2 separate regions of the Homo sapiens genome follow, and region 1 is linked to region 2. A link is a contact called in ENCODE Hi-C or POLR2A ChIA-PET data. All regions are on one chromosome and are shown on one strand. The core of a region is the stretch at or near the end of the contact, and the rest is flanking DNA. Distances in the headings are between cores, read along the strand shown.

Region 1 (2,700 bases), core at 183-2,682, 130 kb after region 2:
TCCTGGCTACAGACTGGCTCAGGGGTGAGGGGACGAAAGCAGCTGCCCGAGCTGGCCGGTGAACCTGGACACTCAGCTGTCCAGCCAGCTGACGCTGTGACTTTCTCCCTTCAGACACTCAGTTGTGTTTTTCCACTCCGGAAACAGTGATTTCTACCCCCTGCCCTTCTCTGTCTCTTGATGGGAAATCTATCGCTAGTTGGCCTCGCTGTCCCTTGCTCTGCTCCTGAAATGGATACTAAAAGCAACTTATTTCTGAACCTGTGCTTTTCAGCTCACACTTCCACATCGTCCCTTTCTTTTGTCCCTTTCTTTTCTTCTCTGCCCGCATGATGGGCTGGCCCTTGGCAAGGTCTTTACTTTCACTGTGTTTTCTTTCTTTCCCCAGAGTCTCCGATCCTGTCTTTCTCAGAGGTGTTTTCATTGTTGCTGTTTCTCCTCCGTCTCTCATCCCCTCAGGCCTCGTTAGTCACTTCCTTACCTGTAAATATTTTTTTTTTTTTTTTTTTTTTTTTTTTGCCGGTGGTTGGGGGGGAGGTGGGGGAGGGGGGTTAGTGGACTTCCTTTCCCCAAAGTGCTCCGCTCTGACTCCCATCAGTAAGGCAGCAAGCCCAGACCCGTTAGTGGCCTTCCTTTCCCCAAAGTGCTCCGCTCTGACTCCCATCAGTAAGGCAGCAAGCCCAGACCCCGGCATGGAGCAGGTCAGGCAAGAGATGTATGCAGTGACTTAATAAATAAAATAGAATGGAATACGAGAACCAACAGAAAAGAAGCATGTAGAGCCGCTGGTCCTGAGGATCAAAAGAGCAGCAAAGATAGGCCTTCAGCTTTGGTGCTGAGCTTCCTCATAACAGGGGCAATCAAAGAAATAAGAGATTACAGTGTTGATAATAGATAAATGATAGAAAATAATTGTAACATTTTTGAAGGAGCGTCTTATTAATTTTTCTGTCTTCTAAACGCTTGTTTGGGTCAGGGCCTTAAGCATAGTAGATGCTCAATAAATACTTGTTTAAAGGATGAGTTAAAAGTAAAATCACGTATTATTGCTGGCTAATATGTATTGAGTACTTACTACATAGCAGGAAATTTCTAATTTGTTTCACCCAACAACCCCAGTAGGTGGGCACTATGGTTCTCCGCTTTTTCAAATGTGGAAACCACAGAGTAACTTCCCCAAGGTCACAGCTCTTCAGCGACCAGGTTATGATGTAAACTCAAGTGCCCGGATTGGAGCCAGCCACTAGGGAATCTGAAATGATGGAGCAAATGAGCATTTAGGGGTATTTTCATTTTACCAGACAGTAATACCAACCTGACTGGCTTTTTACTGCTGGCCCCTGGCAGGCAGCCCAGTTCAGTGAGCAGCCCTGCTAGAAACCAAGGCAGGCAGGCTCCCCTCTACCGGGAGCTGCCCGGCTTCAAAGCCGGTAAACCTTTTCCCTATCTGCCCCCTGCTGGCGGATGTGAGCATAGCAGGGCTCTCTCCCGACTCCTTGCAAGAGCACCCTGGAAAAGAGAGCGAGGCTGAGTGAAACCCCGGCTGCTGCTTGGGCTTCCGTAATTGTAGGGGAGTGGTGAATTGCCATAACCCCAAACTGGGACCTGGGCTCTGACATATAGGAATGTCTTAGGATGGGCTGGTTAAAATTGGTTGCTCTCCTGGCAAAGCTAGTTTGTGTAGTCACTGGATGTGGGGTGGAAACAGTGGGGCTTGGGGGAGGACGGTGGGGAATTAGAGATCATCTTTAAAAGCATTGGAACACCATTCAGGGGGCTCTGGGTTCTTGTCCAAGGGTCACCTACTCCAGCGGCAGGTATCCTGTCTGAAGCTGTGTCCTAATTTGTAAAAGGAGGCATTAGACTACATGACGTCTAATGGTCCTTCGATCTGAAATCTCTACCTGTAAGCTCTTTAAAGATTCCTCTAAGCAGGTCTCCTCGCTGGATCTCACATTCTCTCCCCAAAGGTCTTCCCCAGTGCCCATACCACATCTCCAGCCCTGCTCACCTGCATCCCCCTGTGGCCAGACAACTTGCTAACTCCAGCTGCCCACCCTGACCCCCAACCTGAGCCAGCTTTGTATGAGGTCCCCAGGCCCTGTTCACTAAGAATGGGAATCTTATGGTTCAGAAAGAAACTAGCCTGTGCTTCTTGGTCTTGAGGCCAGTTTGCCTCTCACTTCCTGACAAGTCCAAACCCAGGACAGCTGAGACAGCGAGAGCTATCAAGAAATGAGGGGAAGGGAGCTGCCGGCACTTTCTGTTGAGCAAATGGCTGAAGTTCCCAGAAAAGCTGGAGCGGAGGAACTCTGGGGAGGCACATAAAGTTGTTGTGGTCCAGGAATGGATGCCTGAGGAGCCCAGAAATTCCCAAGGGAAATGTTGTAGGGGTCGGAGTTCCTGTGCCAGCAGGGGTGGGAGGTACAGCCAGCCGTACGTGACTATTGCTATTAATGTGACCTCATGTTCAACCCTGGTGTTTTCTAAAGAAACAAGACTTTCCAGAGAATTTTTGTATTTATTTTGGGGCACCCATATATACACATATATTCAGCCTCAGCAGAGCCTAAGGCAGGGTTCCTGGGGTGAAGGACAAATTATTTTTCTTAGTTTTCAACCCATAGGGACTGACACTTTAAAAAATGCGATAAAAATAAATTATTAGAAAATGAAATGAAGACCACCAAAACTAGTCTC
Region 2 (2,700 bases), core at 8-2,507:
ACAATGGCAGTGAGCTAGTTTGGAGAGAGAAAGCAAAAGATAATTTAAGGGGGGAACTTCACTGCATGGAAAAGTGCTGGGGTCAGTCTGAGCTGCTGCTTTTATAAATGATGTTCAGCCAGAGTACAAGTGATGTTTCCATGTTTCTAGAAAACACTAAGCTCTCCCAGATGGTGAAATGCCAAGCTAATGGTGATAAACAACAGGAAGATCTTTACCAAGCTGGGTGAGTGGGCAGAATAGCTTCAGCATGGTAAGAACAAGGTAATAAATTTTGGGAAAAATAAAGTAAATGATGGTTATAAAACATGACAGGCTCTGAGCTCTCAGCTACAGCCCAGAAAAGGGCCTCTGAGCATCACTCTAGGATGTGGGAGTGGACAGGGTGAGGGGACAGCTATTCTCCCCTCTTTTTCACAGGACTTGGAAACTTCTCTAAGGAGTGTGTGGAAAACTTGAATGTAAGTGTGGATAGCTGTGTCAAAATTATAAAATGGGAAATTATTTGTAATAGTCAGTACACATCAGAATTACTTCATTTCTCTAAATAGCTTGAGATAATGGCAGGGAAGAGAATTAGCTAAAAATGTTAAGCAGAAGTTAAGAGTGAAGATGGTTCCCAGAAGAAAACAATCTGGAGTGCTTAATGGGCATCATTTGTCAAGGCAGGGGACCCAAAAGACAGGGAAGGTGGGAGGAAAGGCCCAAGGGGTGGGGTAAGAGCCCTGGGCAGAGGGAGATTCCTGGTAGTCCAAGTTTCTGGCACTCAATCACTTACACTTAATTGTTAGGGGGAAAAAAAAAAACAAAAAATGGAAGAACTTCAAGCAAGTCTCCTTAAGACGGAGCAGGCTCACAAACTGCTTTGAACTTGAACTTTCTTTCCTTTTTTTTTTTTTTTTGAGACAGAGTCTCACTTTGTCGCCCAGGCTGGAGGGCAGTGGCACAGTCTCAGCTCACTGAAACCTCTGCCTCCTGGATTCAAGCGATTCTCCTGCCTCCGCCTCCCGAGTAGCTGGGACTACAGGTACACACCACCATGCCTGGCTAATTTTTGTATTTTTAGTAGAGACGGGGTTTCAACATGTTGGCCAGGCTGGTCTACGAACTCCTGACCTCGTGATCCACCCGCCTCGGCCTCCCAAAGTGCTGGAATTACAGGCATTGAGCCACAGCGTCTGGCCTGAACTTGAACTTTCATGATGAGCAACCATCCTTCTGCTCAGTTTATGCAGCCAGAAAAGCTGACTGAACCTGTCACGTCTCTCATGCTCCATCTTTCACTACTGATAAGTGGTCAGGAGCGAGTGGTGAGAGTGATGGCCTCCCCACCCCTTCCCGTCTCCTTTTCTGTTCTGTGGGTGAATGATGAGGAAGGTGTATGCTGTAGGGGTGAGGCGTGGTGGTATGCAGGATGGGATATCCTTGACAATGATAAAATGCTTCCTCAAGAAGACACTGCTTCTGCTTTAGGTTTTGGATGTCCCTAAGTAGCTGTGGGGGCAGGACCATTAAGGAACTTTAAGTAGTGTTTTGAAATGTGAACCTAATACAGTTGTGGCTTCCAGAGAGACTCATTGAGTTGTTGCATCTCCAGTGGATTCAAACTAGAAAACATTTTCCATCCCTTGTATAAAACTGTTGTTTGTATATTCCTAGAATTCTAAAGAAAGAACATGGAGCTGGAGGAGGTAGAATGAAATGAAAGCCTTAAGGGATGGTGGGGCCTTTGAGTTAGAGACAAACAAAAAAAAACCTTGATCCTCCCCTCTCCCATGGAGAAATGATCAAAGCTTAGAAGCTCATGAAAAGTGCCTTTATTGGTCCAATTCCTTTCATACGTGAGAGAGGGTGGCACTTCTGAGGCTTACAAAAGGCATTTGGGAACACTTTAAAAGGCACCCATGGTAAAACTTAGATGATTTAGAAGGGTTAGGGAATGGATTTTTCAGACTCAGGGTTAACTTTGCAGCATATTCTTGAAGACTTCTTGGGTCTGGTCCCTTCCCAACCCTCCAGAGGAGCCACCTGCCTTGAAGACAGATACCCCGAGCTTACCCCTGCTTCTGGGAAGTCCTGAGGTCTCCCAAATTTCCACCACCTGCCACAGGAAGCAGGCAGCTTGTGGGACTCATGGGGGACACCATGACTTAAAGGGTAGCAGCCTCCACTAGGCACCACTGGTGGGGTGCAAAAAATGGAACTCTTAGAACCTCTATTTAGGTTTCCTTTTTTGTAATGAGATAAATTAAGCTTTACTAATATTTAATACACAGACAGATTTGGGCCCCACTGTTGTGTGGCATTCTGAGGGATGAGGGAAACATCCCCCACATGGGGTGGGGAGAGGTGCTTAGTCTATGCCTCACTCGTTTGTTCTCTTTCAGCAGTTTTGATTTATTTCAGCATATGTTTATGTGTGCTTGGTTAAACAGACTCACTGATTATATTACTTCATTCTAACTAAACTAGCCCTTGCAAAATAGCCCAGTGATTTCAAAAAATGCCTGAAAGAAACAAAACCGAGGACTGAAGATGAGCCGCTAATCATACAGGCACATGTGAACAGCAGGAAAACACAGAGTGGACAATTATCCTTCCTCTTGACAAGAGCTTTCCCTGCAGCCCCACTTTAAGGGAAAAGTAATGATCTAATCAGATCTGACAAGAAATGGGCCATCTACATTTCAAAAATTTCCA

What was found. A loop is a pair of places that touch in the nucleus more often than their neighbours do. ChIA-PET counts read pairs that join two places held with the same protein, here RNA polymerase II (POLR2A). Pooled maps may share reads with other maps.
Region 1: a pooled map shows a loop between it and region 2 (2.3-fold over the local background). The contact joins two enhancer-like sites. A Hi-C loop is called at or near these places in 1 of 168 maps with a recorded cell type or tissue (ascending aorta) and 4 of 50 pooled maps. POLR2A ChIA-PET finds 5 or more read pairs at or near these places in 1 of 52 experiments (activated CD4-positive, alpha-beta T cell).

What each region holds. Positions count from the first base shown.
Region 1 is chr15:51,191,404-51,194,103 of GRCh38, forward strand. All of the region lies in intron 1 of MIR4713HG (MIR4713 host gene), which reads left to right. Among named protein-coding and RNA genes, the nearest start is that of MIR4713, 49 kb to the right of the region's middle. Within about 2 kb of position 1,433, at least 9 of the 41 ENCODE cell types and tissues checked have a DNase peak (open chromatin) inside an H3K27ac peak, as active enhancers do.
Region 2 is chr15:51,065,279-51,067,978 of GRCh38, forward strand. The region is part of intron 1 of TNFAIP8L3 (TNF alpha induced protein 8 like 3); the gene reads right to left. All of the region lies in intron 1 of MIR4713HG (MIR4713 host gene), which reads left to right. Among named protein-coding and RNA genes, the nearest start is that of TNFAIP8L3, 28 kb to the right of the region's middle. Within about 2 kb of position 1,258, at least 2 of the 41 ENCODE cell types and tissues checked have a DNase peak (open chromatin) inside an H3K27ac peak, as active enhancers do.